Linked DNA regions of Homo sapiens: region 2 is linked to region 1. A link is an interaction called in ENCODE POLR2A ChIA-PET data of the cell type or tissue named here. Cell type or tissue: A673. All regions are shown on one strand. Each heading gives the region's core, and the rest is flanking DNA. Links, peaks and the distances in the headings are about the cores only. Region 1 overlaps SIL1 (SIL1 nucleotide exchange factor). Region 2 overlaps CTNNA1 (catenin alpha 1).

The links. Peaks named below come from ENCODE experiments on the same cell type or tissue, not always from the same donor. Only the 100,000 strongest peaks of a DNase experiment are listed, where the experiment ranks them.
Region 2: POLR2A ChIA-PET joins it to region 1 with 5 read pairs; 1 of 35 experiments calls an interaction of 5 or more read pairs at or near these places.

What each region holds. Positions count from the first base shown.
Region 1 is chr5:139,026,141-139,030,540 of GRCh38, reverse strand. SIL1 (SIL1 nucleotide exchange factor) reads left to right here. Exons shown (of 10, transcript NM_022464.5): 6 at 3,549-3,740. Among named protein-coding and RNA genes, the nearest start is that of LRRTM2, 150 kb to the right of the region's middle. In A673, for the core only: no CTCF peak of the experiment used is centred there; a DNase peak (open chromatin) is centred at 2,490.
Region 2 is chr5:138,787,363-138,791,762 of GRCh38, reverse strand. The region is part of intron 3 of CTNNA1 (catenin alpha 1); the gene reads right to left. Among named protein-coding and RNA genes, the nearest start is that of CTNNA1-AS1, 36 kb to the right of the region's middle. RefSeq lists an enhancer at 1,672-1,841. In A673, for the core only: CTCF peaks have their summits at 1,684 and 1,884 (motif pointing left); a DNase peak (open chromatin) is centred at 1,892.

The sequences.
Region 1 (4,400 bases), core at 178-4,177:
CCCGGGTAGCTGGGACTACAGGTGTGTGCCACCATGCCACACCAAAAAATACATTTTTTTTTTTGAGACAGAGTCTTGCTCTGTCGCCCACACGGGAGTACAGTGGTATGATCTTGGCTCACTGCAGCCTCCACCTCCCAGGTTCAAGTGATTCTCCTGCCCCAGCCTCCCAAGTTACAGGCATGTGTCACCATGCCTGGTCATTTTTGTATTTTTAGCAGAGAAGGGGTTTCATCTTCTCTCTAATTTCACCTTCTCTAGTTGGCCAGGCTGGTTTTGAACTCCTGGCCTCAGGTGATCCACCTGCCTTGACCTTCCAAAGTGCTGAGATTACAGGCGTGAGCCACTGCGCCTGGCCAAAAAATTCAAATAATTTTTGTGTTTTTTGTAGACACAGGGTTTTGCCATGTTGCCTAGGCTGTTCTCGAACTCCTGGCTCAAGCGATCCACCCACCTCAGCTTCCCAAAGTGCTGAGATTATAATCTAATTATAACCTAATCTCGTTAGAAAGAAGTATGATAATTAGCCAAGAGAGAAAAGATGCTTGCTCTGTGTCACAATTTTTTTGGAGTCAGAGTCTCACTCTATTGCTCAGGTTGAAGTGGTACGATCACAGCTCACTGCAGTCTCACCCTCCTGGACTCAAGTGATCCTCCCACCTCAGCCTGAGTAGTTAGGACTATGGGCACACATCACCATGCCTGGCTAAAATTTTTAGTTTTTACAGAAAACTAAAAACTTGGCTGGGTATGGTGGCCCACATCTGTAATCTCAGCACTTTGGGAGGCTGAGGTGGGTGGATCGCTTGAGCCAGGAGTTCAAGACCAGCCTGGGCAACATGGCGAAACCCCATGTCTACAAAAAACTAAAAATTTTAGCCAGGCGTGGTGACTTGTGCCTGTAGTCCTAACTACTCACGCTGGGGTGGAAGGATCACTTGAGTCCAGGAGGGTGAGACTGCAGCGAGCTGTGATTGTACCACTGCACTTCAACGTGAGCAATAGAGCGAGACCCTGACTCCAAAAAAATTATGACATAGAGCAAGCATCTTTTCTCTCTTGGCTAATTATCATACATCTTTCTAAGTATGGATGAGCCTCCAACATTTCACCCTTCGTACTTTCAATGTTGTGAAATTTCTCAGAGAGTTCCTGTAATGTGAAGTTTTTTGCCAGTGTCATTTCATCCTTTTTATCACTTTCCTAATTTGTGTCTGTAAGTTTGCCTTTGCTGAGTCCCTCTGTCTGCACATCTAGAGCTCATCAACAGTGGCAGTGTTAACATTCCCACAGTCAGCCATTTCTTCTATAACTCCATGTACATTCAATTCAAATTTCATTGCCAAAGTTACCACCTTTCATTTATTTGCTGCGCTTTCATCTTTGCTGGCCAGTTCTCTGTTTAAAAAAATAGAATTTAAAAAATATAAATACAGAGAGTCTCACTATATTGCCCAGACTGGTCTGGAACTCCTGAGCTCAAGTTGTCCACCTGCCTTGGCCTCCCAAACTTCTAGGATTACAGGCATGAACCACTGTGTATATAACATTTTTTAAATGCCAGAATTATAAACATGGAGAATAAATTAGTGACAACCAGGGCACAGGGATGTAAGAGAGTAGCATGGGAGGATAAAGTATAACTGTAAAGGAGTAGTACATAGTAGATTATGTGATCATGGTGGGACAGTTCTCTAGCATGATTGTTCTGGTAGTTACACAAGTCTACATCTCAGGTAAAATTACATAGAATGATACACATACACACATACATGTAAGTGAGTATATGTAAAAACTGGTGAAATCCAAACAAGGTGTTTAGTCTAGTTAACAGTATGGTACCTGTGTCCTTTTCTTGATTTTGACATTGTATCCTTATGTAATATCCTTATGTAAAATGTTAACATTGAGGGAAGCTGGATGAAGGGTACATGACACTCTCTGTACTATTTTTTGTTATTTCTTGGGAATTTATAATTATTTCAAAGTAAAAGTTTTGTTTTGTTTTGTTTTGTTTTGTTTTGTTTTGTTTTGTTTTGTTTTGTGATGGAGTCTCGCTCTGTCGCTTAGGCTGGAGTGCAGTGGCACGATCTCCGCTCACTGCAACCTCTGCCTTCTGGGTTCAAGCGATTCTCCTGCCTCAGCCTCCCGAGTAGCTGGGACTACAGGTGTGAGCCACCATGCCCGGCTAATTTTTGTATTTTTAGTAGAGATGGGGTTTCACCATATTGGTCAGGCTGGTCTTGAACTCCTGACCTCGTGATCTGCCTGCCTCGGCCTACCAAAGTGCTGGGATTACAGGTGTGAGCCACTGTGCCCGGCCAAAACCTTTTTTTTTTTTTGAGGCCTTCTTGAGAGCCAGGCACACATCGTTTTTGTGAGACAGATGTCACTAGTTTCTTATTGTGCTCACTTGCCTATCATCTCACAGTTCTAGAAAGTGACTCAGCCTTCCCAGACCTCTTTGCTTGGCTTTGGCAGCCATCCAGAGACCTCTAGCTGGGTGCAGGGAGAGTATCTCATATTATTTTAGCCCAGAGAATCAGGATGTGGCGCCCCATGGATGTGATTGCTCCGCTAGGAGCTTGGTCTTTTTTAAGAGAGGCTGATTCATTTCTTTGGTTGGTGTTTCTATGGAGTGCTTGTAACTGGGGAGAAAAACCCATAGGTAATAGATGAGCAATTTGGAGCTGACAGCTGTTCATCATCCGGCTTTTTATAAATATCTGTGCCTTTTAGTTTTTCTTGGAAGACAGATACATAAGCCACTGTGACTTTTCAGACTCTCTTTATAGGCACTATCTTCTCAAATTGGGAAGAAAACAGTGTCACATGTATAAAATATTTAATTAAAGTCTTTTATTCACCTCTAATGTAACTTCATTTTTAAAGTTTTTATATGTGAGTGGAGTGGGGAAGGATTCAGAGAAAATTGTTCGAGATTTGAGTATAGTACATATAGTAATTTAGCCATTTCAAACAGTTGAACAAATTGTACACCTGTGGTTAGATTGACAGTAATGACAGTGATTTAATTTTCATCAGCAAATTGCTCCTGCTGTGACAGCTCTTACCCATAGTTTTCTATGTCCAAGTTTCCCTAAAATGTTGTTGGATTGGGTAGGGCAAGGCCAAGATAGTCTATGATTGTGAGAAGTGGAGAAGTAGGGTGTGGGTTATTCTACCTTAGGTCTCAGCTGTTTCATATGTGGTTTGAGGTTGAAGATGAACTTGCATTACTTCCCCTTAACTCAGTGGTTGTGACAAAAAGCCTTTCTATTCTTCCTGAATATTGGAAATCGGACTTGAATAAGCGAATCTTGGAACATCTTGAGTGTGTTTTTAGAGCTGAGGCCTATATAGGCAGACTTTGAGGGCTGTCTTCTCTGGGCATCTTAGAAAGTATTAGTATTTTTGATAGCATAGATGAGAGAAGACTGTGAGTCTTGGAGCAGCAGTTTTTTGAGGATGGGCATCCATGGTAGACCACAGACATCTTGGGCAGATGTCTCCAACCAATTTAATCACCTCTTTGCTGCTCTCCTTAGGCAAGGCAGGCTGAGGTAAAGCGGCTCTTCCGCCCCATTGAGGAACTGAAGAAAGACTTTGATGAGCTGAATGTTGTCATTGAGACTGACATGCAGATCATGGTACGGCTGATCAACAAGTTCAATAGTTCCAGCTCCAGTTTGGAAGAGAAGATTGCTGCGCTCTTTGATCTTGAATATTATGTCCATCAGGTACTGTATTTCTTCGTCCATAAGTCAGACTTTTAACAGCTCCAAAAATAAATCCCCCTTCCCTAAGCCCTAAGAAAATAGCATCAACATCTTTACTTCTCTCCCAGAGCACAGACTATTTTTAATCTAGTCTTGTTATCTTTTGTAGTAAGATACAGTCTTAGAGGCCAGAGCCAACTTCTTTTTCTTTTTTTGTCTGAGTCAGAGTCTCACTCGGTCACCCAGCCTGGAGTGCAGTGGCGCGATCTCGGCTCACTGCAACCTCCACCTCCTGGGTTCAAGCTATTCTCCTGCCTCAGCCTTCCGAGCAACAGGGATTACAGGTGTGCACCACCACGCCCAGCTAATTTTTTGTATTTTTGATAGAGATAGGGTTTCACTATGTTGGCCAGGCTGGTCTTGAACTCCTAACCTCAAGTGATCCACCCACCTTGTCCTCCCAAAGTGCTGGGATTACAGGCTTGAGCCACCATGCCTGGCCAGCCAACCTCTTTTTCATGTGGAGTGGTACCTTCTTTAGTACCTCTGAGGGTACCACAGAGATAAAATAGACATAGTCCTAGTTATGCAGCTTATAGCCTGGAAGAGGAAGTAATTGAATAATGAACAATTGAACAAATTAATTAAATAATGAGATAATTTAAGATTGTAATGAGGGCT
Region 2 (4,400 bases), core at 108-4,107, 240 kb after region 1:
TATGCTCACAAATCAACTATAGGTACTAAGATTACCCAGATGCTTGCAAACTCACAGATGTTAACTATTGTGTTAGCAGACAATAAATACTCCTTTCTTGTTCTAAAACTAACAAGACCCTTTTTTTTTTTTTTTTTTTTTTTTTTTGAGACGGAGTCTTGCTCTGTCTCCAGACTGGAGCACAGCGGTGCAATCTCAGCTCACTGCAACCTCTGCCTTCCGGGCTCAAGCAATTCCCCTGCCTCAGCCTCCCAAGTAGCTGGGACTACAGGCACGTGCCACCACGCCTGGCTAATTTTTTGTATTTTAGTAGAGACGGGGTTTCACCATGTTGGCCAGGAGGGTCTTCATCTCCTGACCTCGTGATCTGCCCGCCTCGGCCTCCCAAAGTGCTGGGATTACAGACATGAGCCACCGCACCCGGCCGACATTTTTTACATAAAAGATGATTTATGTAATGATTGAGATTTAGTACTTAACAACACTGACTGCTTTCAGTAAGTTGAGATCTTCTACTCAAGGAAAATGCATTCGCAGTATCAAAGTTTGCCTGAAATGGAATGACCTGAAAGCCAAAACCTAAAAAGAAACGTTTCAAAGAAATCTTAAGACAAATCTGTCTAAACATAAATAGATATGAAAGGGGAAAAAACTGTAAGCCAAACATTAAGATGTCTGCTTTTTATTTATGGACAGGAATATTTAGTAAAAGAACTTACTCTATCTTCACCTTCTGGCCATCTGGGGGACAAAGGATGTATAGTTGTCACTATAAAATGTTTTTTCAGCACTGAAGAAGAGGCTGCAGTGAATTACCCAGAGGTTTTCACAGTGTTTGCCATGAGAATAACAACACATACATGAGAGGTGACTGGCTGTGGTTAGTGGTACGATAGTCACAAAATGAAGGTCAAACCAAATGGCAGGCAGTAAGTCACTAGACTTAGCTACAATCAATCCTTGCTCTGTTCAGCAGCACTCAATCACCTTTTCCCAGACTACCATAATCTTGTCCTACCATTAAAACCAAAATTGCAGACACACACAATCATTTCTTGATTTTCTACTCCAAGGTAATTTAACCTCTGCTATGCCATTAGATTAGTAAAGAGAAATCTAAAAGATCAGCATCTCCAGCCCAATGAGCCATGTCTCAATTTTTGAAAACTTGGTGGAATTCCAATTAAAAAGAAAAATAACAGGGCTTCAACAAATCAACAGAGAAAGGAGCACTAATGTTTACCAATACTTATCATTGCCATAGGAACTCACACAAATAACATGTTTCAGATGTATTAATAAACATTAATACGTGTGATTAATGAACACAAAATAAGGTTTGACATCCATTACAAGCAAATAATGCAAACATTTTAAAAGGCAGCATTTTACACCTGTAAGAACACAGGTTCTTAGCAGCACATGCTGCCTCAACACCACCCTAAATGCCTCAAGTCACAGGAAAATAAATTACTACAACTTTTCACATACCAGGTCCCTTAGTTTTACCTACTGAAAAGATCAGCTACTTGCACAGGCCCTGCTGGCAGTTAACATGCATGACAACTGGCCAATTCTCTCTTTCCATCAATTCTGTTATAGCAGTCCCTTCCTGCACAGCTCCATTTCACTCCCCACTACTATGGTCATCTCCAGACTCTAGGTCCTACCTCTGGGCTGTCTACCAGTCACTTTAACCCTTCCTGCACACAGCTAACACTAATCTCCCTGCAAAAACTCCACTTTTCCTCATATTCTGTATTGCCCAGATGGTGGAACTTCTTAAAACAGGAAGAAAATTCAAGAGACAAATTTCAGTTTCTAAGGGGAAAAAAAAGCTTTTAAAATAAACACAAACCAATACTGGAAAGAGCTCCCCCTTGAGGTAGTGAGTGAGTCCTGTGTCACTTGATACATTCAAGCATATGGGACCTGAACCATGTAATGCCACATGGCATTCCAAGCCACCCTCTAAATATGCTCCAAACTATATTAAACCTCTCCTGCAGCCGGGTGCGGTGGCTCACGCCTGTAATCCTAACACTTTAGGAGGCCGAGGTGGGTGAATCACGAGGTCAGGAGTTTGAGACCAGCCTGGCCAATATGGTAAAACCCCACCTCTACTAAAAATACAAAAATTAGCCAGGTGTGGTGGCACATGCCTGTAGTCCCAGCTACTCAGGAGGCTGAGGCAGGAGAATTGCTTGAACCCAGGAGGCGAAGGTTGCAGCGAGCCAAGATACCACCACTGCATTCCGGCCTGGACGACAGAGCAAGACTCCAACTCAAAAAACAAAACAAAACAAAAACCTCTCCTGCCAGCAGTGCTCAACATGACTAGCACCCACCTCCAGCCAGGGACCTCACTGTTTCTCATGCCCATCTTGCACAGTCTATTTTTCTTACCTGGATGAGTTTCCTCCTGCTCCCTTTTTCTACCTTTCAAGATCCAGTGCAAGCTCAAATACCTTTAGTTAACTTTCCCAATCCCATGCTTATCCTCCCATTCCTCTGCCACTCATGCTATTAATTATTTTTCGTATTCATGTATCATTATAAGCTCTGGGGGGGGGGAAAAACAGGAAAAACAGCCTCCTATGTGCTAGAATACCATCTCCCCCTCAGGGACCACACACTATCAACCAGCCCATTCCTCACTCATATTTCCCTGACACAAGCTTCTTCCTAGGAAATCTACTGTTGCTCAGTGCACGAATAATCTATTTGGCCCCTTTACTGAGCAAATATGATTAGAAGCAGTGCAGGAATACAAAAAGGTGGATTTCAGTTTCTTTGGGTCTTCTCCCCCTTCACTGACCCAGAAATGCCCATGAGCTATAGGGAAGAAGCTACAGAAGTAGCAATAATACTGATCCTGGCCTTTGAGATCCAAGTATAAATTGTGGCTAATGGATTATAAAACACTGTTCTAGTAAGAAGCTGTTCCTCATCACTCCACTTCAAATTTAACATTAATGGGCCTCTGTTCATAATATCTCTCCTTTTTCAAAAAAGCTTCATTTAGGTCTTCTCATCTCTGTCCCCTGAAAGTCCCCTATCCGGCTTAAGAGGCTTCTTTTTCTGGTCAGAGCCCTATTCAAGGATTCATAAAATACATTTATGTACCACAAGGCAGCTGCTACTCTTTATCTACTGTTAAAATGTACATGTATGGGGAATGTCTGCTAATGAGTATGAGGTTTCTTTTGGGGGATGATAAAAATGTCCTGGAATTAGATCATGGTGATAGCTGTACAACTCTGAATACCCTAAAAAACACTGCATTGTATACTTTAAATGGGTGATTTTTATGGTATGTGAAATTATATCTCAATTTTTTAAAAAAAACATAAGATTCTCCACCCCTACCCATGCATTTACATTTGGCACTGGAAAGGAAAACACACTTTAAATTTCGAGAAAAAAGCATTTTCTCTTACTGTACTTCTCGGAGAATAATCAATTATCTTACTCAAACATTTAAGTGCCTATCACGGACCAGGTACTATCATAGATACAAACAGAATGGTCACCAGACCAGCACAGAACCTGCACTGCTGGAGCGTAGAGAGGAAAAGGCAACCAACTTAAATTACCACTGTGATAAGCGCTAAGACAAAAAAGAACAAAGGTAAGATTGATCTGATAAGGATGGGGGGATACGGGAGGTAAACAGGATCCTAAAATAAGAAAAGAGCACATCTAAGAGGCATATGTACACCTCTGCCTATATAAGGTAGCTACTCAAAAACGAAGCAGATTAGTAGTACAATTAAACTCTTAGATCACAGAGATTTGGAAGCCATGCAATTGGTGACTGGCTCCTATCCACCACATGTGGCTCACCTGACCATTTCATTAGCCTTGAAGTCAAATGATCCTGTTTTTATGTACGTGAATTTTTTTAACATCACTTACAGCATTATGGTGAAATTTTAGTATACTCACAAATGTGCATATTCATTATTTATGTAATCAGGGTCTAACACAAAAAGAAAGTTACACATCAAAAACTGTGTACATTCCAACTTTTGGTTATTATGATTGCACGGGAAGCAATGGACATGTACAAACCCAAAGATACAGAAGGTCTAATTTTTGGCTCAAAAGTATAATAAATAAACACATAAATAACTACCTTTTTGAAGACAGTAAGCTCATATCTTTAACAGCCTGGGAAAACCCTATATCAGGGTTAGCAAACTATAGCCTGTAATTTTTCTAAATGTTATTAGAACACAGCCATCCCCCATGACCATTTCTTTATATCTTGTCTATAGCTGCTTCCCAAATCAACAGCAGAGCTGAATATTAATAGTTTCAACAGAGACCTTTTTTTTTTTTGGAGACGGAGTCTCGCTCTGTCACCCAGGCTGGAGTGCAGTGGCACGGTCTCGGCT